Regions from separate parts of the Homo sapiens genome. Here regions 1, 3 and 4 are each linked to region 2. A link is a loop called in an ENCODE intact Hi-C map of the cell type or tissue named here. Cell type or tissue: endothelial cell of umbilical vein. All regions are shown on one strand. Links, peaks and the distances in the headings refer to the core of each region. The heading gives the core; the rest is flanking DNA. Region 1 has its middle 5.1 kb from the start of P4HA2-AS1. Region 2 has its middle 7.1 kb from the start of IRF1. Region 3 overlaps PDLIM4 (PDZ and LIM domain 4). Region 4 has its middle 13 kb from the start of CSF2.

Region 1 (7,310 bases), core at 1,802-4,301, 320 kb after region 2:
CACTTAAGAAGAGTAGATTTTGACAATTTTATTGATCAGTTTACTTCCATTAAAGTCATTGGTATAAAATATTTAAACTTAATATGAGTTTTAATATACCAACTTTCAATATTGTCAACCAATTTAATGTGTAAAAATTAACAAAAACACGAAAACGTACGTAAGAAGCATACGTTTTTCATTTTGCCTCAGGCTTCAATATAGTTTGGCACAGCACTGCTCTTAAGTTTCCAAACTTGGCATTTTGACTCCAATATTAGATTTGCCAGATTCAGCAAATGAAAATACAAGTAACACCCAGTTTAACTTTAGATAAATAACACATAATTTTTGCATAGGATATATGCATACTAAAAAGTTTGTTGCTTATCTGAAATTTAACTGGGCATTTTGTATAATATCTGGTAATTCTAAAAATAATTATCTTACATGGTTGAAAAAGCTGCCTGCTTCTTAGTACAATGTAACTGTTGCACCAACACCGTCTTGCCTGTTTGATTGCTGGTTATGTGGATGACTGAAGCGCACACACGGGAAGTCATATGGCTTCTGTGTCACACTGTCCAGCCTGTAGGTATGTCCAGTCCTTACCAGGTCTAGAAGAACACAGCAGCCTCACTCCATCCGAGGGCAGAGGAGCGAGCATATTCCCCACTGCCATGACCCTCTCCCCAGCTCCCTCTGCTTCAGTCACACTGACGGCCCCAGTACATTCGTGCTTGTTGGTCCTTCTGCCTGGAAGGTACCAATACCTAGTAGTTTCTACCCTCATTCCTTTCAAGACTGATCAAAGATTACCTTATCCAAAAGAGTTCTTCTTGTTTCACTGCTGTGCTGCTCGGGCTAGTCTGGAATTCCTGGCCTCAAGCAATCTTCCCAAGAGGTTCCTCCCTTCCTCCCTCCCTCCCTCCCTCCCTTCCTTCCCTTTCTTTCGACAGTCTTGCTTTGTTGCCCAGGCTGGAGTGCAGGGGCGCAGTCTCGGCTCACTGCAGCCCACTCCAAGAGGCCTTCATGACTACTACGAAGGATTTGCGTTCTCATTCTCTTCCTCCTTAGCCTGTTTTCTTTCTTTTTTCTTTTTCTTTTTCTTTTTTTTTCTTTTTGAGATGGAGTCTTGCTTTGTAGCCCAGGCTGGAGTGCAATGGTGCGATCTCTGCTCACTGCAACCTTCGTCCCCTGGGTTCAAGCGATTCTCCTGCCTTAGCCTCCCGAGTAGCTTGGATTACAGGTATGCACCACCACGCCCGACTAATTTTTGTATTTTTAGTAGAGACAGCGTTCCACCATGTTGGCCAGGCTGCTTTCCGATCCCTGACCTCAAGTTATCCTCCCGCCTCTGCCTCCCAAAGTGCTGGGATTACAGGCGTGAGCTACCACGCCCAGCCCTGTTTTATTTTTCTTTAGAGCACTTATCACTGAGGTAAAAGGTGGGACTTGACTCCAGACGCAGGCGTCGGACACCGGACCAGATTGAGGACTGGCTAAAACAGGGCCAGGGCCAAAGTAGCTTTCAATCAGCCCACCAGGGTGCTACGTCGGTTTGCAGTTGCTATGACAACACCCTGGCGTTAGGGCCCCTTTCCATGGTAATGACCCAATGACCCCAAAGTTACTACTCCTTCTCTGGAAGTGTCTGCATAAACCTCCCCTTAATCTACATGTAATTAAAAGTAGTAATAAACATGACTGCAAAACTGCCCTGAGCTGCTACCCACTGTCAATGGGGTAGCCCTGCTCTGCCTCTTCAAGAAAGCTGTTTTCTTCTACCTCTGGCTTGCCGTTGAATTCTTTCCTGGGCAAAGCCAAGAACTCTCGTGGGCTAAGCTCCACTTTGGGGCTCACCTGCCCCACATCACTACCACCCGTTAAGAGATTTAATTTGGGTATCAGTTCGTGGTCTGTCTCCCCCATGGTATAGAAGGTCCTTGAAGGAAAGAACTTTGCTTTTCCACTTCTCTATCCCCAGTGCCCAGAATGGGCCTTTGGAAAGCATCGAGCAGCCTCTCTTGCTCAGTGGGCACTGAAATGGCACTCGGAGCTCAGTACCCAGATAAAGGACACCCCCCAGATAAAGGACACCACCCCTTCCCCCGCGCAGGCCTCGGGAAAGGGCGAGGCCGTGCGAGGCCACAGGAAGGGGCGTGGCCTCTGAGGACCTGGGGGCGGGGTCTGGCAGGGTCAGAGGTTTCTGGAAAGGCCTTTGACCTGTGGGCGTGTTCCTAGAGGTCAGGTGGTGAGAATGGCGGGGTCAGCGGACAGCAGTGGGGCTACAGGCTGTGTCTGTGGCTGCCCTGGCTTAGGGCTCTGGCTGGCCCCTCCTTTCCGACCTGGTCTGGCAGAGCAGCCCCGCAGGACCAGCTCGCAAGGCTCCTGGGGCCAGTGGGGCTCTGTCCTGTGAGGCGGTCCCTCCGCAAGGACAGAGTCAGAGAGAGGCTGGTGAGTCAAGGATGTGCTCTGAGCGGGGGTCTGGGTGCGTCAAATGATGTCTTGGACGTAATATCTAAGGCTGACGCTACTTTGAAGAGGTTTAACTTTTGTGAAGATTCTTTATTCTAAACTCGGGGGAAACTTTTTTTTTTTGATCTGCAGTCAAATGCTCTACCACTGAGCTATACCCCTTCTGCCAACTTTTTTTTTTTGTAAAGCATTTGGGGGTTGTGAGAAGATAAGTGGTAGGAAAGGCCATGGGTATTTGGCAAGCTCAAAGTTTTTTGTTTTTAAGGCACTTTTCAGTGTCTTTCTGAAAGTGCGTTTATAACATGGAGGATCAGCCCCCTCCCCACACCCCAGCTTGGTCCTCCCTTCTCTTACTCTTCTCTGAAAAGTCCATCTCTTTCTCTTGAAATTTGCAGCCAACGGAGCCTCACTAAAGTAATGACCCAAACTGCTTTTGTACCCAGTGGGCTCACAGCTGTCATCTTGCCTGCTTCTTTGATTTCAAGAAGCTTAAGGCAAGCTGCTTATGCTAGATTTACTGTCCTCACCTTCCATTCTTAAATTTTTGACGCAGTGAGTCTCCCCCAACTAATTCTCTGGAATTGTCTGGTAAAGTGTTCTGGGTCCTCCTAGTGGCCAAACCCAGTAGACACTTCGGACAGTTTTTTTTTTTTCCTCTAGCGAAGCACTTCGTGATTCAAGTTCTCCTTTATTTCCGGCCTCCCTGGCTCCTTTTCATCAGCCTAGGCTTCTCATATATATGTTCCCTAGTCTAGTTTGTTTCCTTTTCACGGTAGTACTGTATGCTATAGGAGGAAGGATCTTTACTTCCACTGCTTTAACATGTATATGTTTATGATTTATTGAATTGTCTTTTTGTACTCAAATCTTTCTCTTGAGCTCTGTTTTAGACCCTTATATCCAGCCTTCTAGAGGACATACCCACCTGGACCAACATCTAGAATAGGTGTCAGAAATTATTCAACAAATGATCACAAATAGGGCCTGATGTAGGAAAAATACAATTACAATGACTGTTAACCTTTTGGGGTGACAGACCCTCTTGAGACCCATATGAAATTTCAGGGTCTTTATCCCTTTAAAAAGTGCACACAAAATTTTGCCTGTTTCAAAGCTTCCTAGACCTTCTGTAGTTCAAGAATTTGAGGCTTTGGTTAGAGCTTCCTGATATGATAATGATAAAATGAAAAAGTGTGTTTTCACAGATAAGCATCAGATTTGGAAACTTACAATGGGAATGCATTGTATTCCAGCCGTCATCAAACGTTAACCCTGATTAATCACATCAGGCTGATTTATGGAAACATTGTCTTTAGCAGTAGCAACATAGAATGAAAAATCTGGAGCCCTAGAGTTGAAATATACCCCAGCAGACTCCCTGTGGCTAAAATGAGACATACCAAAACCAGAATCTAACGGCCACAGCAAGATGAGGGCTTGGTCATGTATCCCTGTGTTACTAACTACCATAAGGTTTTCTTTCCTGTAAGCAGAAACCAGGTCCTGAAAAACATCACAGAAACTACAGCTGGAAATTTCCTGTTGACCCTGATAGACTACTACTTGACACCAGCCGACCGATCTGCTGGCTGCCCACCATGGTCCTGCCACAATTCTGATGGGACAGAGAATTGGCCTTACTTTCTTTCCTGATAAATAGCCATAGACCTCAAGCCAGCCAGTTTTGGCCAGCTTATAGAGACTGTACACAAACTGTCTTTGTGCCCTGTAGTTCACCTTTTTGATGCAAAGAGCCAAATTCACCTTACTTTAATGCTAAAACCCCACCCCAAAGTGAACATGGAATGCATGTTACATATATGTTTACCCACTGCACACATGCTTGACTTCCCTCATGAATATTCACAGATTCCTTTAAGCCTGCTAAATATAACCCAGCTAATTTTTATATTTTTGGTACAGATAGGGTTTCATCATGTTGGTCAGGCTGGTCTTGAGCTCCTGACCTCAAGTGATCCACCCGCCTCGGCCTCCCAAAGTGCTGGGATTACAGGCGTGAGCCACCGCGCCCAGCCTCATGATGATTTCTAAACACAGATTCCCCTGATCCATGTGGGCGTGTGTGTATGGCGGCGGCAATTTTAGGAGTCAACTATAACAAGGTCCCAAGGAAGTGAGAGGGGAGCCAAGCTCCAGGGGACAGAAGAGGGAAGGGAAGGGCAATGGTGAGTTTCTTTTTTAGGGCCCATGGTGTATGCAGGAAACACTTCCTCCCCATTTTGTACTTTGGTGTGTAATGAAATAGCCAAGCAACACTTTTCTCTTTTTCTGAACTTGCTGAGGAAAAAGGAAAAAAGGGATCCAAATCTATCTGTCTTGGAGCAAAGATGACAGAATTGCAGGCAGTGACATGATCAAATGTGCTGAGGACAGGAGCAAACCACGCACACCCTGGAGTATCCCTGTAAGGCATAAATACCAGCTTCCTATTCCCTTTTGGAGTATGTCCTTTTGGTTTTCCTGGGAGGTTGCATTCCCCAATTTGTAGATTGTTTCTCCCTCTGAAAATAGTTTTTTTTCCCTTTTCTTCCTCTGTGCATCTCATGGTCTTTTGTTAACATTTCAAAGAGAGTTTCTGATTAACTGTGGGTTGCATGTTTCACAGTCCAAATAGCCTTAGCCTGGTCAGAGACCAGGGCCTGCTTCAGATAATTTACGAAGTTGTTGCTATTAAGAGTGTAACCTGGCTGGGTGCAGTAGCTCACGCCTGTAATCCTAGTACTTTGGGAGGCCGAGGTGGGTGGATCACTTGAGGCCAGGAGTTTGAGACCAACCTGACCAACATGGTGAAATCCCGTCTCTACTAAAAATACAAAAAAATTAGCCAGGCGTGGTGGCACACTTCTGTGATTCCAGTGACTTGAGAGGCTGAGGCAGGAGAATTGCTTGAACCTAGGAGTTGGAGGTTGCAGTGAGCCAAGGTTGCGCTACTGCACTCCAGCCTGGGCGACAGAGTGAGACTCTCTTGGGGGAAAAAAAAAGAGTGTAATCTGCTCCCCTCCAGCTGGACGGGAATACAGATAAGGTTTTGAGGCCTGGTGCCTTGTAGGAGCCCTGAGTGATCAGGCAGTCGTAGAAGTGCATGAGGTGCCAGGGGTTTCCTTCCAGCAGAACTTGCCTTCTTTATTTGTTGGGCCAGTGACTTCTCAGTTCCAGAGTTATTGCCTTGATGGTCCATGAGTGCTGTTTTGAGATTGACCCCCACTCTCTCTTGAATGAAATATATTTCATCTCTTTTCTTCTTGTATTGATATGTTAATATTTATTTTTTAATAAAGGTGAGATCTAAGGAGACATTATCCACTTTGTTTAAACCCTTCTCTTGGCTGCCATGATCCAACTATCTTCTGGTTTTTCTTCTATCTCTGCCTACAACTTCTCAATACCGTAGTCTCCTGTGGCCCTCCTTTCCCAATCCTCAGTTATGGCTCAGAGTTTCTTTATAGCCATTTTTTTTTTCTCTGAAGGCTCATGACTTCCAAATACTTGATATTCCAAATACTTGATATCAGTATATTGATATTGATAACTCTTGAGTCTTTAATTCTAGCTTTTATTACTTTCCAACTTCCAGCTCCAGCTCTACTTAGATGGCCCGCAAGTTCTTCCATTTTAATAGATCCCTAACCAGGTTCATTATACTTCCCTTAAATGGTTCCTATTTCTGTTTTACTTATCTTTGCAAATGGCAAAAATGACTGATCATTCTCCTAGCCTCAGCTAGGAGGCGATTCTCTCTTCTTTCTTCACTGTTCTTGATAACTATTCATGTGAACTTCCTTTTTCACTTTGCTTGGTATTTTTCCCCCACTGTTCCAGGAAATTGGTAACTCGTTTCTATTTTGCTCTTAATCTTTAGAGCAACCTTAGAGTTTAGGTATATAGTTCCCATTTTACTCATGAGAAAACAGGCTTACTTTTAAAATTATTAATTACACAAAGAAAATGTACATGCATGTTACCTCTAAGCAAATTTAGGCAAAACAGAAATAGAATAAAATATTACAGTGCCCCCTCCCTCCCATTACTCTCCTATGTCTTTAGCAGTGGTTCTCAGCTGGGGAGATTTTGTCCCCTAGGGCAGTGGTCCCCAGACATTTTGGCACCAGGGACAGTTTCATGGAAGACAATTTTTCCATGGACGGGGGTTGGTGGGGGATGCTTTCAGAATGAAACTGTTCCACCTTAGATCATCAGGCATTACACTCTCATAAGGAGCATGCAACCTACATCCCTCGCATGTGCATGCATAGTTCACAGTGGAGTTTGCGCTGCTATGAGAAGTTAATGTTGCAGCTGATCTGACAGGAGGCAGAGTTCAGGCAGTAATGCTCACTCGCCTGCTGCTCACCTGCTGTGCAGCCCGGTTGCTAACAGGCCACTGACCGGTACTGATTTGCAGCCTGGGCATTGGGGACCTCTTCCCTAGGAGATATTTGACAAGGTCTGGAGACAATTTTGATTGCCTTGACTTAGGGGATACTACTGGAATAAAACTACCTATTGGGCACTAAAATATATATATATAAATATATATAATATATAAAAATATATATAAATATATATGTAATATATAAAAATATATAAAAATATATATAATATATAAATATATATAAATATATATAATATATAAAAATATATATAAATATATATAATATATAAAAATATATATAAATATATAAAATATATAAAAATATATAAAAATATATATAAATATATAATATATAAAAATATATATAAAAATATATATAATATATATAAATATATATAATATATAAAAATATATAAATATATAATATATAAATATATACAATATATAAATATACAATATA
Region 2 (7,310 bases), core at 2,447-4,946:
ACCTGCTTATCTGCCATAGCCAAAGTCCATCCTGAATTCCTGCCCCCACCCTTTCCCGCAGCATTGTGCCTGCACCCTTCTCTTTCTCCAAGACCCCTAAACTTCCGCCTGCTAGAGGAGGGAAAGGGGTTGGTTTTCCATATTAGCCAGCAGGGGGTGCTGTTGCCATAGGGTCAGAGCTTCTAGGGGTGTGGGCTGGGGAACCAAGCTGCTAATCCCCTGGGGAGCACCTGGGGGTGGCCCCTGGTCTTGCTGGGCAGACAGCGGGGGGAAGATGGACTGACAGACACGCCCCATCCAGCAGTGGAGGCACCCTTATCACTTCCTTCCTGCTGTGCCCAAGCATCCAAAGGGCAAGGCCGAGCAGTCTCGGGACATGGTTGTAGGTTCTAGCTGTGGTCTCCAGTGGCCTGGGCCTTCCTGGGGCAGCCTGTGGCTTTTTCACCTGCTGCCCTACTCTCTTTAGCTTAGTGTCCTTGGTTCCCTAGACTCATAACCTAGGACAGAAGCCAAGGCCTAAGATCTTGTTTTGGCCCTGGCTGTGGACATATAGACTCCTAGGCAGAGTGGGGGGTCTCCTACACTTCTCCCAGAATGGGGCACCCAGGGAGGGGGGATGGGTCCTGCTCCAGCCAGTCTCATGTCCTGGCAAATCCTGTCATCTGATTCTGCTCTCAACTAGGCCTATCTCTATCCCCTGTGGCCACAGCCCTAATATGCCTGGATCACTTGAGCTGCCTCTAGTCTACCTCCCAGCCTCCAGTGTGCAGAAGGGACCAGATAGGGTGGAGCAAGCAGGCAGGGCAGGTGCTTAGGGTGAAACCTTTAAGGAGCTACTCACCGTCAGACTCACCCAAGTATAGGGTTGGCCCCTGAGAGCGAGTACCTCCTTAAATGTTGTGCCTTTAGGAAACTATCTCACCCTAGTCTTGCCCTGGTGTGCCACAGGCGTAATCCTCTGTAGCAGCCACAGAAAGTTTTCTAAAGCATAGGTCAGGCCACCAGTGGCCCTCACAAGACCTGCCCTAGCATTTAATTCAACAGACACCTGATGATAGACCCTGGTCTGGGCCTTGGCTCCAGAAAGGAAGGCAACATCAGTCCAGCCCTGAGCGGCCTCTGTCTACCAGGATAGAGTCCACTCTTGAGCACAGCATCCAGGCTCTTCAGAGTGTGGCCCCTACTGGTTGGTCCAGCCTCAGCTTCTGGGGCAGCTACTCCAGGCCACACCAAAAGCGAGATCCGTTCTGCACTTCTGAGCTGCCAAGCCTTTCCTTGGGCTGTTTTCACGTTCTGGAATGCCCTCCCCTACTATTAGCCTATTAACCTTTGACTCATCCTTTGAGGCTTTGCTGAACTGTCCCCTCCTCAGAGTAGCCATCTGTGAACAATGACTGAGATAACCTGCTCCGTCTCCATACTCCCAGCATCTCTGCCTCTTTGCCTCTTACTCGAGGTATGACATACGTCTGGCACTGCAATCAGAGCACACTTACTAAGTGCCTACTGCCTGAGAGCAATGTGCTGGGTGCCAGAGTGGGGGTGTGGGGGTGGTTCTGAGCATCCTCTGTCCTTGGAGAGCTCACATGCAGGTTAGTAGTGGAGACCACGGTGCTTACTTCTAAGTCCCCTCACAGGGCCCAGCGTAGGCCCAAGGCTGAGAAGCATTCCAGGACCATCAGCTGTCCCTAAATCTTTAGCCTTCTGGAGTCACCTCCTCCACTAAAAGCAAAGCATAACACACTCATGCCCCAGCCCATGGGGCTGTGAGAAGCCCTCTCCAATATTCACGGGGATTCTCAAGGAAGAAATAACGGCTTTTGCTTCCTGGAGGTGACTAGCCACCAGAGGCCTCCTGGCTTAGAGCTCCCAGCATACCCTTGTCCATTTTGCTCCCAATTATGCACCCAGACCTTTAAACACTCCCAGTGCAGCAATTCATGCTGGCTATCTGATGTGGTGACACATTCACTGTGGTTTGTCACCTGTCAAGGTGGAGGGCGGTCATGCTTTCTCCCACACCATCCAGGCAGGTGGGTCTCTGCTGACCCTTTGCTCCTCTTGCCAGTCAATCAGTCAATTGGTCAACAGATGCTTTCCCAAGGACTTACTCATGCAGAGAAAAAAACTGGAATCTTTCACACCTGGCTGAGGTCCTACCTAAATTTCTTTGTGGACCTACTTTCCAGGAGAGGAATGGAACAGCCAGCTAATGTTAACAGCTCCTTTCCCCTGTTCTGTGTCTGGGTGGCCCTTGCCACTAGGCTCCCAGTCTCTGCAGGACTTTGAGGGGCCACACATGTCAACAGGGCTATGGGAAAGGGAGCAGAGGTCCCCTTGGAGAGATAGAACCTGGCAGAAACAACCACAGCGCTGCTTGGAGAAGCCACATTCTTCCTCCCCTCCTTCTGGGGCACCCACCAGTTTCTGTGGAAATTGTCTTATTGCAAAGACCATCGTGGGGAAAATGTGCATGCTGCTGAGGCCATCTGAATCCACCATCCATATTCCTATCTATCCATCTGTCTGTTCGTCCATCCATCCATCCATCCATCCATCCATCCATCCAACCATGTCACACTGGTTCATGGGGCACCTGCTCTCTGCTCAGCTGAGGCTGGCTCCTGAGGCTACAACAGTGAACAGGGCCGAGCACCCACAGGGACACCTGTTCTCCTGTCTCTGCCCTGCTTTCCTTCCATAAATATACCAATAACTCAGCATTTGCTGAGTCCAGACCACAAAGACACATTCCTGTGGGTATTTATTAGCTTGAGCTACATCTACCATTTCTAAGATGTAACATCAAATGGAGCCCAACACAGACATTCTGAGGACCAGGTCCTCTGCCAGGTCAAATTTATGGGCTAGGATTAGAGTTGGATTCCCTGGATCAAAAATACTATTTGGACCGGGCAGAGGACCAGCATCACTGTTTCTAACCCTGGGCCACAGGAGAAAGAAGGGACAACAACCTATTTGATCTGTGGCCTCACTAAAAGCTGCCACGGTTGGTGGGCCCCTCCGTGGCACTCCTTCACTGTCCTGAGCCTCATTTCCAGGGCTGCCCCTGGAGTTGGGATTCCCAGGTTGAGTCACCAGGGTTGCCAGGCGCTCATGGCACAAGCTCCACTCTTGCAGTATTTGGACTTTCCCTGGCCCTCTCCCAGGCCAGCCACCCTGATCCTAAGCCTGGGCTGGTGAAAGTCAGTGTTGGCCCATACAGGGATGCTAGGGAGGTCTTGCTGCCTCTCCTTCCACTGGCTAGCTGGCTGCTTCCAGAATAGCCACCACTGATACCTGCCCCAGCCCCAGCTCTTCTGGGCTGAGGGAGCTCCATTTAGTCTGATTTATGTCTTTCCAAGAGCCATGGTCTCAGGGCCATAAGGAAAGAGATCCTTACCATAGACTTGTGGTCTCAAAGGCATGCATTTAGGAAACATGGGCTTGCCAGTGACACTGTCCACCTTGACCCCAGGTACTGCTGTGGGCTGCAGAGATCAGGGAGGGTACTGGACTCTCCCTCTGCCACCCAAACTCCCAGCCTTCTTGTCTCAGATCCAGGGCCAACCCACCATAATCCCTGGCCTGAGCTCCAAGCCCTGGGGAGGGAAGGAAGTGGCTGACCCCACGGCCAGCATTCCTCTGTGATGACTACAGTCCGCCTTCTGCCCAGCCATCCCAGCTGGAAGGCAGTTCTCAGGGAACTACAAGGGAAGCCCCTCCCACAAAAGCCAAGGCATCTTCTGCAGAGTGGGGCTTCCTTCAACTGGGGACATGGCAGGACCTGAGTGGGCTAGGGGTCCTGTGGGGGAGCAGGTCAGAAGGCATATGGACCTCACAGATGCCTCGAACTCACCCTACTCCTTTTCTCACTTAGTAAACAGTCACAAGCCCCCCGTGGAGGTTGGTGGGTTCTAGATCCAGGAGACTAGACCAGACAGTCAGGGCTCACTCTCAAGGGCTCCAAGTCATGTTCGGGGAAATCCTCCAACAAATAAGCAAAAGAGGACACTACGGATATGATCTCAGTAAGGAGACCTCATCGTATAAGGACAATAAGATGGGATGTGACAGTGAGGGGACAGCTGGGGACCTCAGTCATTTGAGGGGATATCCCAATTCCTCAGATCCCACCTGCCTGCGCACAGTCCCCTCTTTCCCCGCGTGCACACCCTCAAACCCCTTAGCTTGTAGAACTCCTCCCTCATTCCCTAAAGGCCACCCTGCAGGCAGGTCCATCCTTCACACCCCCACCCTCAGCATGAACACCATCCGGAGAGGCCTGGGCAGGTGCATTCAGGTGGGGCTTTTCCGGGGCCGGTTTTCCCCGGCTCCCGCTGGAACTTCCAGCTGGCCACTGGCCGGTAACACTGGACGCCCGCCCGTCCCCCGGCCCCCGCCGCTGCGCAGACCTCAGCGCTCCCAGCGTGGTTCGGTTCCCGGAAACTCCTCGATTTCCCTGTTGCCGCCGCGTTTGCAAGAAACCGAAACCCAGGCTCCGCCCCTTCGGCGCGGCCCCGCGGAACCCGGCGATGGGGCTGACCCCCACTGGATGGCCGGACCCAAGCCCTCCCCTACCCGGCCCCTGCGCCCCGCCCCACCGCCAGCTGCAAGGCCCAGGCGGAGGTGGGAGCCATCTGAGTGCCTGCGCGCCGAACCCCGGCGGGCAGCATCCGTCCAGCCGCTCAGCACCACCCGCGCCTCCAACGGGAGAGCCGCAGGTCTATCCCAAGTCTCAGGCTGCAACGGATGGCAGTGCCCCGGCAAGGGACGCAACGCGGCCTTCCCCTGCGGCAATTTACAAGCGGGCGCCTTTTCTGTGCATCCCCTATGTCCCTGCGAAACCGAGCGGAAGGGGAAGGTGGGGGGGGAGCAGGGAAGTGCAGAGGTGTTCGCGGAAAGCTCTGCACCCCGATTGTTGCTAGCTCCATCTCGCAGGGTGAGATAATGGGCACAGAGAAGTTTAGTAACTTGCCTGAGGTCACACAGCCTGTAGCTGCTGACCCGGCTGCAAACCCATGGCCTATAGCAAGAGGCTGGGCGGGGAAGGAGGAGGAAGTGCCTTGGTCGCGGGCAGGTGAGCCGCCTGGCAGGGGCGGGGCTGCCAGCTTGCTGGGGGTAGGGGTGGAAGTGGGGTGGGGAGGAATAGGTAGGGAGGAGGCGGGCAGCCACCAGGGCTGGGAGGATCTGCAGTTCTCCTGCTGGCCCTCCCTTTCCAGGAAGCCGGCCAGCTTGGAGCCGGCTGCTCACCCCGACTCACCCCCCGCCTGGGCGGAGCAGGAATGTGGAAGTTGGCCCGAAAGGACTGTGCCCCCTCCCCGTCAAACACCCCCCCCCCGCGTCCCCCACCAAGTTCTGGCCGGGGCTGTGGAGCGTGGGTCACCTGGGGGCGAAGGACTCCACATCACGGTGAAGTGGAGGTGCTGCAGCCCCCACAAAGACCGAGAAGCCTGCCAGGGGCGCCCCGGGCGAACGGCAGTGGGCGTGGGCCGTTCTGCAGCACCCATTGGCGCGGGGGAGGAGAGTGCTGATCCCATCAAGCCCCGCTCCAGGTCGCGGCCGCTGGGCCTGGCCCAGGAGCCTCCCCCGGCCTCGGGGCCCCATGGGACTGACAGGGGGCTGAGTTCTCTTTCCTCCCAACGGCGGTGTTTATAAGAAATGAAGCTCCGCAGCGGCCATCAGCGGCAGCCCACACTGTCACCCCGCCCCGCTCTCAGGGGGTTCCGGAACAGCCCTGAGCACTGGAGCAATTCCTTGGCTCAGTATTCTATCATGACCCCCTAGTGATTTTCCAGCCAGCTTCAGCCCCACATTCTGCATTTAGGAATTTTATAACAGTGCAACGTTTATTCTGCTGTGTCATACAGCATATTTTGCCAAACCTTTGAGAGGGGAGGGGCTGGTCTGGTGCCCCAGTGTATCTCCAGAACCAAACCTGGGGTTCACCAAAAAGCAGGCCTGCGTGATTCATATGTGTTGAATGAATTAAGGGACTTTCTTTCTCTCCAGTTAGGCTCCTTGCAGGCAGGGTGATGACCCTTGGATTCTGCCTTCAAGCTTTTGGATGCTTTTATTTCTGGCTTGTGTTCTGCAATTCACAGTTTAGGACTGCCTGCCTCCCAGGTTTCTGTGAAAATCGAGATGAAGGCTTTGAGCATTTCAGAGAGCCCTACTACTTCTGGACCTGGAACCTGGAAGGCATGCTGGGGAGTTTGTCTGCTTTGGGGACCGTGGCCCCCTCTCTGGGTAGCAGGCTCCACAGGTAGCAGGTCTCCCAGTCGAAAACCTAGTTCAGGTCGGGCGCCGTGGCTCATGCCTATAATCTCAGCACTTTGGGAGGCCGAGGCGGTGGATCACCTGAGGTCAGGAGTTGGAGAACAGCCTGGCCAATGTGGTGAAACTCCATCTCCACCAAAAATACAAAAATTAGCTGGGCATGGTGGCGGGTGCCTGTAATCCCAGCTACTTGGGAGGCTGAGGCAGGAGAATTGCTGAACCCCTGGAGGTAGAGGTTGCAGTGAGCCAAGATCACGTCACTGCACTCCAGCCTGGGTGACAGAGCGAGACTCCGTCTCAAAAAAACAAAACAAAAAAACACCTAGTTTAAACCTCACTGGCACCTGCACCTCAGCTCTCACAAACTCTCATTTCTGAGCACACACTCATCTCTATCAGCAGAGGATTTAACCACAGGTTGCCAAGAAATGTCTGTATCTGAGAGAATTCATAATCTGAGATAGAAGGAACACTAAACTCCAGAGGAAGAGGGGTCACACATCAACTTAACTAGGATTTACTGAGTGCCTACCATGGTAGCCACTCTTCGGGGGAGTGCAAGGATGGCGGCATCACCTTAGTGTGGTCCGTGTGGCCCTGTGCATTGATGTGTGTGTGCATGGTGACATGTTGGGAGCCATGCTTCTGGGCTTCAGGACTAACTGCAGCCCACTTAGGGGGTGAACAGTGTTTTGAGAGCCTGAGGGAGGGGACTGGGGACAAGAATTGTCTGTCAGGGTAGAGGCTCCCACAGGGTGTGTGAATGTGTGTGTGAGATGATCTTGCCTTCAGCATCCTGATTGCAGAAGTCACTTCAAAGGAGCCCCTGCCAGCCAGTTAGCCTCCTCTTGCCAGCACAGAAAAATCCAGGTCCCAATACAGAGAGGCCACACAATGAATTCACCCTCATTGAGTGAGGCTATGGATGAGAGGCATCTGTAAGGAAGACCTTGCACAGTGCAGGGTGCTGGCTACCCTCAGCTAACCCCTAGCTCGCTTCAGCTGCTGGGCATGAGGAACCTGCTTAGATT
Region 3 (7,310 bases), core at 3,852-6,351, 230 kb after region 2:
CTAAGGCACTGGGAGACCCTCTGGCCTCCAGCCATTCCTTGTTCACCCCACCCCCACCCTGCTGTGCTGTGCCAGGTGGTGGATGTCAGTTGGCTTCCTCTGCTTCGGCATCTCTGGCCTGTGGTGCTCAGCCAGGGAAGGGATTTCTGGGGAAGGGCTGGGCCTGGGGACTGGTTATGCCCCTGCAGAAATGAGAAACGTCCTTGGAAAGTCAGACACAAAAACCTGGGCAGCTGAGACTCAGCCTGGGCTTGTGAGCCCTGCAGTGGTTCTGCCCACCACCACTCAGGAAGGGACAGTACTGGGGCAGGCCTATCCCAAGAAGCCTAAGGTCTGTGTGGCTACAGCAGAGTATGTGGCCTCCTGGCAGAGGTGGCCCTGGTGCCAAGCCTTCTCACCTTCCTGAACTGTGGTGGGTACTGGGTAGGCCCATGGCTGGGAACTCAAAAAACGTAACTCCTGTCCTACAGTCAGAAAGGGTCCTTGACTGTCATGTGTCCAAGGCCCTTTGGGCAGGCTGAGGCTCAAGAGTGCCATTGTGAGGTCAGCCCCTTCTGGGCCTACACCTGTCCCCCATTTCCTGCTTTCCAGGCCACAATGAGTAGCCTTCTGCAGGCACAGCAGATGAGGGGCAGAGACCAGGCTAGGGCTCAAGGCTCTCTGCCCCACTACCCCACAGCCAGCCTGGTGCCCATGGCTGAAACATTTTGGGTGGGAGTGTCCTGAACCTGCCCCCTCAGCCATGAGGAGAGGGCAGTATCTCTGTGTGTGGGGGTCTGAGTGGGGACTGGGGATCTTTGTCCCTGCAGAGTCCAGAGCTGTGCAGTTCCCAGCTTGCAAGTGCACACAAGCACCCCACAGCAATGTAAACAGGGGCATGCACACTCTCACAATTATGCTTTAAAGACACACACACACACATAAGGACAACACATATGCACCTACCAATCTCCCTACATACAACTAACTACATGCGCATGGTTACAGAGACTTGGAGCCAGCACTGGTCACCCTGGGAATGGCCATAGTGGCCTCCATAGCTGAGACTGGGCTAGTAGCCAGAGCAGCCTGATTTTAGGATGATGTCTGAGGCCAGGCCATGGGGTAGGTCTTAGCCTCAGCCTGGGAGTGACGTGTAAACCTCCTCTGCTCTACAGTGTGGTCAGAGAGCCCAGTGTGGACAGGAAAGGATGCCTATCGTAGTGGGAAGAACCCTGGTTTGGACTTAGGAAGCTCTGAGGCATAGTTGAGCCTGTGGGGTTCTGCCCTGAGTACCCCCTGCTTTTTGTAGGGTGGGAACCTGGGGAACAGGCAGACCAGCAGTTGGGTGGGCCCCCCTCCATTTCCCCCACCCCAACAGACAAACAGGAGGGTCTTGCTGCCCAGGTGGCCCCCATCAATGCAGCAGCAACAGGAAAACCCCTATCCACATCAGGCCCAACAAAAGCCCCTGAGAAACGTGAGCGCTCTCACACGTGTGTCTGTCGGGCAAGCATGCAGGCAGGGCTGACCTCTAATGGGGACCAGATGGGCTGTGGCCAGTGGGGGTGGGGCTCAGCCTCCGGGCAGAGGCTTTGGTGGGAGGGAGGAGTTGGAGGGACTGGGACTGGGAGGAAGGAGGCCCTCACTCACCCCTACCCAGCAGGGTGCAGGGGTCCACTGCAGGGCCATCAGAGCCACTGCCCCTCCCACGGTCACCCATGCAGCTGCCTCTCTAGGCCTGAACTCTGTGGCTAGGACACACATGGCTACCTCAGTTTTAGTTTGAGTCCCAGGGTTATCCCCTAACTGGGCAAGTCTCTTCACCTCTCTGAACCTGTTTCTTTATCTATGAGCTGGGGAATGTGATGCTTTCCACATCAGGTTCCTTGTGGAGATGAAATAAGACAATTGCATAGTGCCTGGCATAAAGCACATACTTGTTGGATGAATGGCTGTCAGGGGAATTCCTGGGCCCCCAGTCCTGTATTTTCCCCCTCTGTGGGTGGTACACCTCGTACCATATGCTCCTCTGCTCTGAGAACCAGCCTGCTGCCCACTTGGTTGTTGAAGCCTCAGTGGATTTTTCAGCAGGATGGGGGTAACTACCTGCTTTGGGACACTCAACTTGGATGGAGGCAGGCGCTGAGTCCAGATGAGCAGGTGCCATCTCCTAGAGGCTCAGTTCTAGCTCTCTGCTGGTCTGGGGAGGACAGGCTGAGTGTGCAAGGACTGCCTGCTCCACCTGACTTGCTTCTCCCCATCACCTGGTTCTGAGCATAATTGCCACTCCTTCCAGAAAACCCTACTAACCCAGAAGGATAGTAATAAGTTACTATCCTTCCTCCACCCTGGGCTAGGCCAAGTGCCTCCTGTGTTCCCACAAGAGGCCTGAGAGAAGGAGGTTCTCCTATCGCCCCACAGGGAAGGTGGGCCTGAAGTTCCAGCTGGCCCTGTCCCATCCCACTCGGGGATGTGTGCCAGGGCACCTTGTGCTGGTCCTAGGGCCAACTGTGGTTTCCTCCTCCTCGATGGCTCCAGCTAGCTCCACCCCCTCCCCAACACCCCCACTCAGGCAGAGGGTGGGAGCAGCATGGGGACAATGGGCCCTGTGTCTGTGTTAGCAAGGACTCAGCCCTGCAGGGGTGGGGTGGGGGTGTTTTTGTCACCACCCATGGAGCCCATGACCTTTTAAGTACAAAAGTGGGGCAGCAGCTGAGGGGCTGCCCTGGTGCTTGTGGAAACTCCCTCCTTCTCCAGTCTGAGCCACTGGCAGCCTGGTCTTCAAGGGAGTCAATGAGAACAAGTGTGGGGGCAGGGGGAGCTGCTCTACAGTCGCCAGCCTCCCAGGCCCACCGGCCCTGAGCCTCTCCTGGAAGACTGAACCCCCTCCCCACCACGTCATCCTGGCACTGCTACCTCTGAGGGAGGCTGGGCCTCATGCATGAGCTTGAGGCCCACACCCTGCTGCTCCCCTCTGCCTGGCCTGTGGCAAACCTGGCTCATTTGTCTATGGCAACATGTACCCCTACCCCTAAGGTCTGGGGTCCATGGGGCCATCAGAGCAAGTTTCTGAGACACAGATGTGGCCATGAATCCCTGTAAGAACAGCTGAGGTCCAGGATAGAGAAGCCCAAGAGCCTTTCTGTGGCCCTGCTCCACCACCTCATCTCTCACCTCTGTCCTCTCACTCCTTCCATCTTGTCCTCCCTTCCCCTGGACCTTTCTTTTCTCTGAACTTGTGGTGCAAGACCTCACCTCTGGGCCACACTTCCTCTCCCTATACCCCTTTGCCTGCCTTACCATTCCTAGCCCTTCAGGTCTTGGCTTCAATACCCCTTCCTCCAGGAAGCACTCCTTGACTCCTTGTCTGAGTCATGTGACTACTCTGGGCTCCTTTGGCCCCTGGCTTCCCCTAGCCCAGAACTTCTAAGTGCCTTTCCCCTGCCAGAATGGGCACTGCCTGGAAGGTGGTAAGCATCTGGCTCCAGGGATGCCAGCCAGGCAGGGTAGGGAATAGAGCAAGATGGGATTGGGGTAGATAGTGAGGGAGAAGCTGGGGCACATCCTTCCCTCTGGTTCAGTGAAGCCTCTCCCTGCCTTGGCCCCTTTTCTTTCATGTTGAGAGGGTGGACAAAGGCAGGCCCAGGAGGCAATGGTCCCACATGCTGGGTCCCATGGTTCTGGCTCCATCACAGACCATCCCAGTCTCCTTGCCCAAACTCTGTGGCCCAGAGATGGCTCTGGATACCTCAGTCATCCCCACTTGGCTACTCCTTATGCCATGGCAAAACAAGGCCCTAGAATAGCCTGACCCCCTCACTCTTCTTGAGGACAGGACCAGAGATATGACTTCTATCACACACAGAAAGGTGACTGGGCAGACAGGCCTGCAGCCTAAGTTCTGCTAGAAGCACCACAGGATGGCCAGGAGAGAACTTCAGGCTTGGATAGGGCACTCAGAGGAGTGTCCCATAGCCTGAGGTCACTCCACAGCCTGAGACTGCCACCAATCTCCCCCGCTGCAAGCACAGTGACTTCTTTCTGGTCTGGCATCACTGAGCACCAGAGTGAACTCCAGCTGGCTGTGTGATAGCCGCAAACCAAGGCCTAGCCCAGATCCTGGACATCATAGGCACCTTGGTCCAGAATCCAGGATTGCCCGGAGTAGAGACAGAGCCCACACCAGGTGCTCATCATCTGAGGAACATGGGATGGGGTATGGATGTGGTCCAGAGAAAACTTCTGCTTCAGTCTCTGTCTTGGGTATCTGAGAGCCCCAGTGAGGACATTCAGTGCAGGTGAACCTGCATGCTGGCCCCTCTGCCCTGGGCTCACTCTGAGCCAGGCCAGGCCAGGCAGTGTCTGTACATACCTGGATCTCAGGATCGATGTGGATCCTGTGTGCCTGAGCCTTGCTGTCATCAGGGGCACTGGGCCAGCTCCTACCCTCAGGCCTGTGGCAGAAATTGTGATGGTCAGATATGTCTCCTACCACGCCCACCATGCCTGGGAGCCAGGATCAAGAGGGGCTGGGCTCTGGGCTGTGCCCTGCAGGTAGAAGAACACCACTCCAGTGCTTTCCCCTGTACCACAATGGTGACTGTTGTGGCAATGAGCCACAACTCTAGCTGCCATCCTCCTGGGGTAGGGCTATATGCTTCTGTCCCCATCGGCTGCCCAATCCCTCTCTAGTCTGGTTCCTGGAGAGGCTGCAGGAGAAGCCCTGTGTCTTCCCTAATCTTCCACCCTCTTCGTGGCCTACAGAAGCTCAGCTCAAAGAGGCCCAGCTTATAGCACTGCAAGCCAGGCCTCACACATTGACCAGCTAGAAGCCTATCCACGCATCCTCTGGGCATCTACAGCCTCTGGTGGGGTGTGGGGTCAGGCGTCCGTCGGCTCTGGGGTAGGTGGAATGGAGGCTCTGAGGGGTGTGTCTTTCCTCCTGCTGCTGCTGCCGGCAGAGTCATCACTGAGTCTGCCCAGCCCAGATGGGAAACAGGCCATTAGGAAATTCCTGCTTCGCCATAGAAACCAAAAGCCAAACACCACTCAGGAGGGAGAAAAACATCATAAACCTGCCATAAGCAGGGCAGGCAGGCCGAGAGGCTACGTGCCTAAGGCCCAGCCCTGTCACTCAGTAGCCCTGTGAGAAGGCAGGCCAGGAAGGGGCATGGACCCTGGACTGGCAGGTGGGTATGAGGTGAGGCTGGTTAGACCAAAGGGGAATAATGCCCTCCAACTCACCCCACGAAGCCTCCTGAGGCTTCTCAAGGTCTCATTACTGACCTAGCAGCTTGCCCCTGCCTCTTCTGCCCCCTTCAGTTGAGGGTTTTAATAATCTATCTATGCCTATGGTCCATACTCACTCTGCACTTCCTCGCCTCTGCCCATTCCTTAGTCCCTTGGAGGCTACCTCTCTACTCCAGGCCTTTGGTATTAGAGCTCTGCTGCCCCAGGGCAACACCAGCCCCATAGTCCCTGTCTCTAGCCCCCTCAACCAGGCTCCCAAGTGGGTACCCTAACTCACAGCTCTAACTGTGGCCTCTATCTACTCAGAACTCCTCTGGGATAAAGCTGGGACATCTTGTGTGGCTATTTGGCCTTCAACTTCCCTGAAGTTCTGCCCAGAAGAGCAGTACAAGCCTGACGTCTAAGGTCGAAGGGCACAAAGTACCCAGAGCCATTAATGTGGCCCAATGCATCAGATCAGAATGAAGGGCTTAATCATGTGTCAACCCCCATCCCAGGCTGGGCTCTTTAAACAAAATGACAGGCAAAGGGTAGGCTGTGCAAAGGTACCTTGGGCCACATGTGATGGACAACAGGGACTCTATCAGTGGCCTCAGTGTTGGAGTTGATGTCAGAAAGGTCCTGGACCTATAGAACATGCCCAGGAAGTGTGATTTTGCTTGGATTGTTGGATGCCTGGCTTTGGGCTCAAAGCAAAAGAAGCCCAGTGGGGAAGCTGGGCCTTTGATACACTTTTCATTCTGTGGGGGAGTTGGTGGGGGGATTAGAGCTCTCTGTACACAAGAGGGCAGATAGGGAAGCTGGTCTGGGGTAGAACCCTGGGAGTGAGAGCACAGGGTAGCTCACTCCAGCCAGCTCAACAGGCTGATTTACTGCAGAGCCCTTGCTGTGTGGGTGTGTGTGGTGGGGGCGGGGAGGAGTGTCGTTGGGGGCCAGGCATAGGTCCTGGCATAGCAGGCAAGATAGGGAGCAGAGTCAGAAAGCTTGCAGGTGGGCAAGTGTCCAGGAGAAGAAATGTTGGCTCAGAAAGTCAAGGTGGCCCTCATGTCTTGATCCCCCAGAGTCTGCATGTGTGAGGGGGCTGCAGGGCAGGACTCAGGTTTTCACTCTGACTGAGCAGGCCTGGTACATCATCACTCAATGTCCAGAGCGCAAGATGGTCCATATTTTTGGTTGAGGAAGTTATGGGCTCAAGAGATTAAATCACTTTCTGGAGCACAGCATAGTTATCTCTCCCTCTCTCTCTTTTATGGGTAAAATTATGAGCATAATTCTCAACCCAGCTCTGTAATAGTAGAGAATGTGCTCTCATCTGCTCCATGGCCAGTGACATTTTGGGGCTGAAATGCTCAGAGTGGAACAGGTCAGTGGACCTCTGGCTCCATCCATGCCTGGTTTGGAACAAAGGACTGGGGAAGGAAGGAAGGAAGGAAGGAAAGAAGGAGGGGGACCTCCACCCCACCACCCTCCGCTGACATCATACACTCTGAGAAGCTCCTGACTCAGGCCCCCTCTGAGGCACTCCTCCCCACTACTCCACTACCACTAGGGCTGCCCTTGTTCAGCCACACAGAGTCAAGGCTGGAGGTGAGTCAGGGGCCAGGATCCCAGCCAAGTGGGGAAGCTTCAGAGGTCACTCATGGGCAGAGCAATGCTGACATTTCCCCCATCCAGCCTGTATCTCAGTCTGGAGGAGGGTGATGAATGTGATCCGTTAATGGGAAAGGAAACCCCGGGCTCATAGAGGTCATCTGGGCACCTAAGGCTCCAGAGGCTGGATGAGGACCAGCTTTGCTGAACTCCAAAGATGGAGCATCCTCACCGTGTGCCAGGGCCAAGCACAAACAGGGCTGACCTCACAGGCCTCTCCACCATGTTTAAAGGCTCCAAGCCAGTGGCTTACCTCCCACCCTGCCAGCTCAGAGGCATGGTTAGCTGTGTTGTGGTTTGGGGAGGCTTTGCCCACGTACTTCCACAGGGGGTCATGGAAATCCCCTCAGCAGTGAACACGGCAGAGCTGATAAGTTATGCCCGACTTCTGTGGATCAAGGTGGGCAGGGGAGTGGGGAGATCCCACT
Region 4 (7,310 bases), core at 2,837-5,336, 410 kb after region 2:
GTATCTGTACTGGGAAAATACACTGTCCCTAGGGTTCTGGAACAAGGCCATACCATCTGCACTGGAGAATTACATACCTTTTGAAAAACAGCTGTGCCATGCTTCTGAGCCTTGGTAGGCCTGGAGGGCCTGACTCAGTGACCATGCAGCAAGAACCACCATGATGAATTGGTTTTTGTGAGACCTACTAAGCCATAAGGTCAGGTGGGCTCAACAGCAATCCATCATAAGATGGAAGTGGTACAACTCTAACCAATGAGCAGGATTGGAAGACACAAATAAGCTGCAGGTGCAAGTGACCCAGAACCCTGTACCATCCAACTCCAGGACACCAAAACCTTCCCCCAGCTCACATCTATGGCTGCATGGGTGATCCCTTGTGTCCAGCTGATGGAGGATGTAAAAGCTCAAACTTGATTCCCAAATAAGTTCAGATACAATACTCGGCCTCAGGGAGATCAAGAGACCACCCCACTGCTAGGTGACTACATTAGCCCTCTTATACCCCTGAAGGGCCAGTGATTCATTTTGACAAGAATAAAGACACAATTTAAGCATGAGGTTGCCTTTCCTGGCTGCAGGGCCACAGCCAACATCACTATCCAAGGGCCTTCAGAGTTTTTATTCCCCTGGTATGGGATCTCACATAGCATATCAGACTGAGGGATCTACTTTATATCAAAGAAAGTGGAAGCACAGGTCCATGACCATAGGATGTGCTAGTCATATCACATATTGCACCACTCAGGTGTTGTCAGTTTGGTAGAGTGTTGGGCAACAGCCTGTTGATGGCATAGTTGAAGCACCGGCTTGGGGTGCTACTTTACAGGATAATGAACTATTCTTCAGGATGCAGTTCTCACTATAAATCAAAGACCTTATATGGAGCTCTGTTCCAATAGGTATAATACAAGAGTTTCAGAACCAAGAGATAAAAACAGGAGTGGCCCCCTTTACTATCATTCCCAGTGGCCCACTTGGAAAATATATGCCTCCCATCCCTGCAAATCTGGGCTCTGTGGGTTTGGAGATCCTGGTTCCCCAGGAGGGAACATTTCCAGCAAAAGTCCCATTAGACTATCAGCTAGGGATGCTGCCAGGGCACTTCAGCCTTCTTGTGTCTAGGGACAAGCAGGAAAGAAAAGGAGGTACCATCTTGGCAGGGGTACCTGAGCCTGATCATCAGGAGGAGGTAAGACTACACAGTGGAGGCAGGGAGGCATACATGTAGCACCCCGGTGATCCAGTTGGATACCTCTTTATTACTCCCTTTCCCAATTTTGACAGTAAATGGACAAGTGCAACAATCCCAGCCTGAGATGGAATCAGACCTCTTAGAGATGAAGGATTGGGTCATGCTACCAGGTGAGCCAGCAGGATGAGCAAAGGTGCTAACTGAGAGTGAGGGGGAATCTGGAATGGATAGTAGAGGAGGAGATGATGAGTGTCATTTGTGGCCCTGAGATCAACTGCAACAGCAGGGACTGTAGTTCATTGTGAACCTTCCTCTTCTAAGTCTCCCAGAAGTAGAAGCCTGCTGGAACCATTGGTGTGCTAGAGCTGGCTACTTGCTCGTGAGATCCCATTGCTAAAGTTGTTGCCAGTCTGTTTTTAAACCGTTGGTAGTGCACCGATGGTGGGAGTATTTATACCATGATAGTTTTTTTTTCTCTTTTTTTTTTTTTTGGAGAACCAGTTATTGATAGCACACCACTGGAATCCTGGAGGAGCTGCTCCCAGAACCAGTGGGAAGTGTTTATATGAAGAAGTGGATCCAGAAAGCTCAAGGGATGGACTATGGTGGAAGCTATGATATGCTGCCCTGAACACCCTTCAGGAGTCAAGGTCTGATTGCCCCTGCTGAAGAAAATTTCCGTGCCTAAGGTCATGCTTCCTTCCAGGGGCAGCTTACATCCAATTACTGATCAAAATGAAGGCATAAAGGCTTGACCTCCTTGCCCCAACATAGGAAGAGTCTGAAGGGCCATCCCAGCTGTAGAAGTCTCCTTAGGATCAGCTGAGACTTCTGTTGTGACTGTATTTTGTCCAAATTCTCCCTCTGTTCAATCCTGCTTCCTTCCCTTCCCTTCCATGAGCAGTCCTGCATGCCAGTTTCTGTCTCAGAGTCTGCTTCCCAGGGAACCCAACCTCAGGCAGGCAGCCTCGTCATGCTTTCAGCACAACGGTCCCCTGAAAGTAGAAAAACCTCAGCTCACCCCAGGGGGGTTCTTGGACCCTACAGCCTCAGAGCAGAGTGTGTTCAAGTCAGCTTCAGTCTCTGCAGCTATGAAGGGGACTAATCACCCCATCCTCACCTGGCCTGGAATTGCTCCCCTGGGTCAAAACCTTTTAGGCCCTCAGGCCTCTGGGGCCTGGAGGTCATGAGGGGTGGTGAGAAGAGAAGGCGGCCAGGTGGAGCTCAACATCCTCGGATAGTCGTGCAAATGCCGGACTATAGCCTCTTCTGGGCACCGCCCCCTGTGCCAACAGAGTCCGGACTCATAGTGGTTCCTAAAAAGACCTTTTCCACGACAAGCACAGCCACCATGCTGGGAGTAGGTGGCCCCAGGAGAGATGTCGAGGAGGCTTTCTCTGCCCCACAGGCCAGGAAGGGGAGGAAAAAACCAGGAGAATGGATTGATTCTTGAGTCTGACTCCAGGGACAGTGAGGGCCACAGCCTACTACCTTCCTGGGACTTGTGGGGTTGAGGGCATTGTAGTCCTGGAGAAATGGGTCCCAAGAGTCCCACAAAGTCTCTGATCACAGTGCCAAGAGGAGGAACCTCCAAGAGAATCGGGATCTGCAGTCAGGGGCTGAGCTCAGAGACAGAATGGCCACATTTTAACCTGACCACAGCTTGCAACTGCGTCTCTGTCTGTCCCTGCCAGGGGCTCTTGCCAAGTCCGCCATCTCCTCTATGTCTGTCAGTCTTTCACTGCCAGCGTTCCCTCTTGTCTCTCCATCTGTCCTTTCCAGGCTCTCGCTGAGTCTAACTGTCTATCAGTGTCTGTCCGTTTACTCATCACTGCCAGGAGCCTGAGCTATGCCTATCTGTTTGTCTGCCCCTGTCATGGTCCTGCTGTGTCTGTCTGTCTGCTTGTGACTCCTGGTCCTTCAGCCTGACAGAGTCTAAGGTCAGATGCTCCTTCCTAACAGGGGGGTTCATTGTAACTTGGGGACCTGGTCCTTCAGCCTGACAGAGTCTAAGGTCAGATGCACCTTCCTAACAGGGGGGTTCATTGTAACTTGGGGACCCAGGCCCACACCCATTTTTGTTTGATCTCAGAGCCCAAGGCTGCATATCTCTGTCCCTCAGCCCCATAGGCACAAGAACCTTTGGTGTGACCATGGCCCAGGGTATGGCTCGAGGCTCTGGCAGCTTCCTCTTATTTCCACCTGGGTTCCAACACTGGTTGCTGCCCATGTCCAGGACTGGATTGGTGAGAGGAGGCATTAGGGTCTGTCTGATTCACAGTGCTTCCCCTAGCCCTGAGAAGAGAGAGAGCTTCCATTTCAGTTGAGGACTAAGAGGCACCCACAGAATCTGCCCCAGAGAGGTCCCAGTGGGAGAAGGGACCTGAGGGGTATGGAGTTCACTCAGGGACAGCTTCCTGGAGTGTAAGGGGAGAGGGGAGACTATGAGTTATCCTGTTATTGTGTTGTTTCTGACTGGCTCCAACCCAGTTGCTGCTTCCCTGGCCTCCCTTCCCCAGCACATGACCTCACCCTTATCCAGTCTGGTAGAGGAAGAGGCCTGGATAGGAGCCAGGGCCTCCATCAGGAGAGCTTGGGGCTGCCCCAGGCCTAACTGGAGGAAGTGTGACACATTCCCAGAGAGCTGGGCTTCCCTCCCTCTTGCAGCTTCCTTTGAGATGGTTCCCGAATCCGTTAAGTGGGAAAAAGAGCTGGCAGCTGTGCTGGTGTTGGGCTCCCAGTTCCCCTGGCTCCTGGATGGCCCCAAGGGCCTCCTCTTGGCTCCCTCACAGATGCTATTTTTGATAAGAATAATGAAAACAACAGCCCTGGCTGTGTACTTAGTACCTGCTTATAGCCTGTTGCTGATCTTGGTCCCAAGAACATTTTCTAAACTTTGGAAAATTGGATGTTGCCTTTCCATCCGGACTTCTGTAAAAGCTGTGTGCATTTCTTTTATTCAAAGGTGAAAAGAGGCTCACTTTCATCAGACTCTGGAACATAGTCACTGCTGGCACTTGATGCCATGAGGGGCCCTCCTCCGAGCTGGGGGATAAAGCAGTAGTTCAGAGCAGAGACCCTCACAGTCCCCTGAGGAACAGATAACAGTCCACCCCTGTGGCGTAAGAGGTGGGCAGGCAAGCCTCAGAGTAGGTGTTGAGGAAGAGGAGGCCCCAGTGCAGGACCTCTCCACCTCCCACTGGACATTAGTCTTACCCCATTGTGGAGACAGATGTCAACCATTTGGCTGGGGTGCATTCCAGGCAGGGGTAGCAGGTGATGGTGGGAGTGCTGTGGCTGGTTCGTGTTACTGGGGTCCAGGGCTGATATGAAGGAGATGGATGGTGAGCAATGAGGCTAGAGGTATCTGCAGGGGCTGACGGGGCCAGGGCAGTAAGGGAGGGTCTTAGGTCAGACCAAAGGGCTTGGAGTTCATGCTGAGCTGGCAGGTAACCCTTATGACACACAGCCAGACTAACCCCTAAAGTGTAAGCTCCTCAAGGGTTGGTTTCCTTTCAGAGCCTGGCACAGTTCCTGACACTTTGTAGGTGCTCAGTACATATTTATGTAATGAATTAATGGGTGGCTGCTGTGGGGAGAGAAGCAGGAAGGGTCTAGAGACAAGGCCTGTGGGTATTTGGGGTGATTGTCTGCATTAGTGAGGTGGACTGGGTCAGGGCAAAGCCATAAAGACAAAGAGAAGTGGGCAGGTTGGAAAGGGGCTGGGAAGATGAATGTACCAGGACATGGCAGGGGACTGACTAAGGGACCGAGACCTCAAGAGGAACCCAGGACAGTACCCAGGTCTCTCCACTTGGTTTCTCCACATAGGATAGCAAAACATTACAGTTTACCTGGAGCCTCCCAGAGGCTCTGAGACCTTGTAGATAAGGGCTGCACTCCACAGTGTGCTGGCAAGACACCATCCACAGCCACATCAAACTGGGCCCTTTGTGAGCTACCTCTCCCAAAAAGGAGATGCAGGAGTAAACAACGCAGAGAAGAATTTCTGGTAATGATGGGAGCATTTGGGAAGCAGGCTCAGATCATATGAAAGAAGAAGAGAGTTCCAGTGTCTGGTGGATAAGCAGTGTCTACAAAAGGCAGGAAAACCAACAGCAACATTGTTCATGAAAGACTTTTTTTTTTTTTTTGAGATGGAGTCTCGCTCTGTCACCCAGGCTGGAATGCAGTGGTGCTTTCTCGGCTCACTGCAAGCTTCATCTCCTGGGTTCAAGCGATTCTCCTGCCTCAGCCTCCCAAGCAGCTGGGGACTACAGGCACGTGCCACCATGCCCGGCTAATTTTTTTCTATCTTTAGTAGAGACAGGGTTTCACCGTGTTAGCCAGGATGGTCTCGATCTCCTGACCTTGTGATCCGCCTGCCTCGGCCTCCCAAAGTGCTGGGATTACAGGCATGAGCCACTGTGCCCGGCCAATGAAAGACTTTTCCTTGGGAAAATATTAAATATTTGCCAGCAGCTAAAGCTAGTATTTAGTTAAAGCTAAAATATGTATGTCCTATGACCTAGCAATTCCATGTCATTCCCAGCATTTCCAGAAGAAAGGTAAACATATGCTCACCAAAACATGAGTGCAGGAATATTCAGTGAAGCTTTATTAATATTAGCCCCAAAGTGGAAACACCCCAAATGTCTGTCAGCAGTAGAATAGGAAATTTTTTTTTAATTAAAAAAATTTTTTTTAGAGACAGGTTCTCACTCGGTTGCTCAGGCTAGAGTGCAGTGGCATAATCACAGCTCACCTTAGCCTTGAACTGCCGGGCTAAAGCAGTCCTCCTGCCTCAGCCTTCCACGTAGCCAGGACTACAGGCCTGCGCCACCAGGTCCAGCTAATTGTTTTATTTTTTTGTGGAGATGAGGTCTTGCTGTGTTGACCAACTGGTCTCAAACTCCTGGCCTCAGGCAGTCCTCCTTCCTCAGCCTCCCAAAGTACTGGGATTACAGGCATGAGCCACTGCACCTGGCCAGAATAGGGAAATAAATTTTAGGATATTTTTATAATGGGATATTATACAGCAGTGAAAAATAACGTTACAATGATGGGCAATAACTAGAGAATTACACAGACACAGCGTTGAATGAAAGAAGTCAATCATAAAAGGGTATAGTACATGCTTCTGTTCTAAATGAAGTTCAAGAATGGGCAAAACTAATTTATGGTGGCAGAGGTTGGAATAGTGGCTATACTTGGAGGGAGGATACTGATTAGGAGCAGGGAAGTACAAGGAAGGCTTTGGTGGTAGTGGAAAATGGTGTATGTGTTTCCCTGGGTGCCAGTTATTTATATAGGTATAAATATAAAAACTCACTGAACGATATACTTAAGATTTGTGCACTTCATTTGTACAATATTGCAATAAAAATGAAAATAACTTTTTAAAAGGTTTTTCTCCACCTACACAAGAACTGCAGGCTTTTGAAGGAAGTGCTGAACTTCCAGGTGGTATGTTAACGGAAGGGCCTGGGAAGTTCGTGCTGATCTTCCCTTGAGGTTGACCAAAAAAAGGGAGAAAGATTTTAATTAATCATCTCTCAGGTTGAAAGAGCAGGTCTGGGCCAGAGATAACATCAGCAGCACCAACATGAAACTGTTTCGCTGCTCTTTTCTTAAACCACAGTGAAAAATAACTTTTGAAGTTGCATTTTTCCTGGCAGTCATGGTGCAGGGTCCCCTCACAGAAGGGAAATTGGTCAACTGTTTCCAAGAGTGAGGCCTGTGTCCAGCAGCCCTTTAGAGGACCCAGAGAGGGGGTTTCTGTGGGGCCAGGCTCAACAATTCTGTCTAGCTTACCTCCTGTGTGGTCCTGAGGAAGTCCCTGCCCTCTCTGGGCCTTGGGGCTGGGGAGCTTCCAGCACTGACAGTAGGTGAGATGGCTGCTCATCACCCCCAGCTCCCATCTTGGGGGCTGCCCCTGTTTTGACTTGCTCTGCAGACTGCATGCCATGAGTGTCTGGCCTCCCCACCCCTCTGAGGAACAGGGCACGCATCAGGGTGTTCTCAGCAGCAACAGGTTTTCCCGACTCTGCATCTGCCTGGTCTTAATGGTGTCAGGGCAAGCTGGTCTTGGGCTGGGGTCTTTCCATTTCTGCCT

Evidence for each region. A loop is a pair of places that touch in the nucleus more often than their neighbours do. Peaks named below come from ENCODE experiments on the same cell type or tissue, not always from the same donor. Only the 100,000 strongest peaks of a DNase experiment are listed, where the experiment ranks them.
Region 1: a loop joins it to region 2, with 6 times the contacts of the local background. A loop is called at or near these places in 14 of 110 quality-filtered maps.
Region 3: it touches region 2 in a loop (5-fold over the local background); 36 of 110 quality-filtered maps call a loop at or near these places.
Region 4: it touches region 2 in a loop (11-fold over the local background); 2 of 110 quality-filtered maps call a loop at or near these places.

Annotation. Positions count from the first base shown.
Region 1 is chr5:132,176,088-132,183,397 of GRCh38, reverse strand. No RefSeq gene overlaps it. Among named protein-coding and RNA genes, the nearest start is that of P4HA2-AS1, 5.1 kb to the left of the region's middle. RefSeq lists enhancers at 1,203-1,730, 6,104-6,163, 6,824-6,903. In endothelial cell of umbilical vein, for the core only: a CTCF peak has its summit at 3,067 (motif pointing left); DNase peaks (open chromatin) are centred at 3,097 and 3,797.
Region 2 is chr5:132,494,208-132,501,517 of GRCh38, reverse strand. No RefSeq gene overlaps it. Among named protein-coding and RNA genes, the nearest start is that of IRF1, 7.1 kb to the right of the region's middle. RefSeq lists enhancers at 385-504, 4,119-5,093, 6,691-6,770 and silencers at 4,493-4,752, 5,423-5,672. In endothelial cell of umbilical vein, for the core only: no CTCF peak of the experiment used is centred there; DNase peaks (open chromatin) are centred at 3,657 and 4,537; H3K4me3 peaks cover 869 bases; H3K27ac peaks cover 2,358 bases.
Region 3 is chr5:132,263,590-132,270,899 of GRCh38, reverse strand. It overlaps PDLIM4 (PDZ and LIM domain 4), which reads right to left. Exons shown (of 7, transcript NM_003687.4): 3 at 4,355-4,436. Among named protein-coding and RNA genes, the nearest start is that of PDLIM4, 9.5 kb to the right of the region's middle. RefSeq lists enhancers at 1-620, 1,794-1,903, 1,994-2,073, 4,482-4,982, 4,489-5,763 and 1 more. In endothelial cell of umbilical vein, for the core only: no CTCF peak of the experiment used is centred there; a DNase peak (open chromatin) is centred at 4,989; H3K27ac peaks cover 2,500 bases.
Region 4 is chr5:132,082,990-132,090,299 of GRCh38, reverse strand. No RefSeq gene overlaps it. Among named protein-coding and RNA genes, the nearest start is that of CSF2, 13 kb to the right of the region's middle. RefSeq lists a silencer at 2,455-2,677. In endothelial cell of umbilical vein, for the core only: no CTCF peak of the experiment used is centred there; a DNase peak (open chromatin) is centred at 3,779; H3K27ac peaks cover 1,735 bases.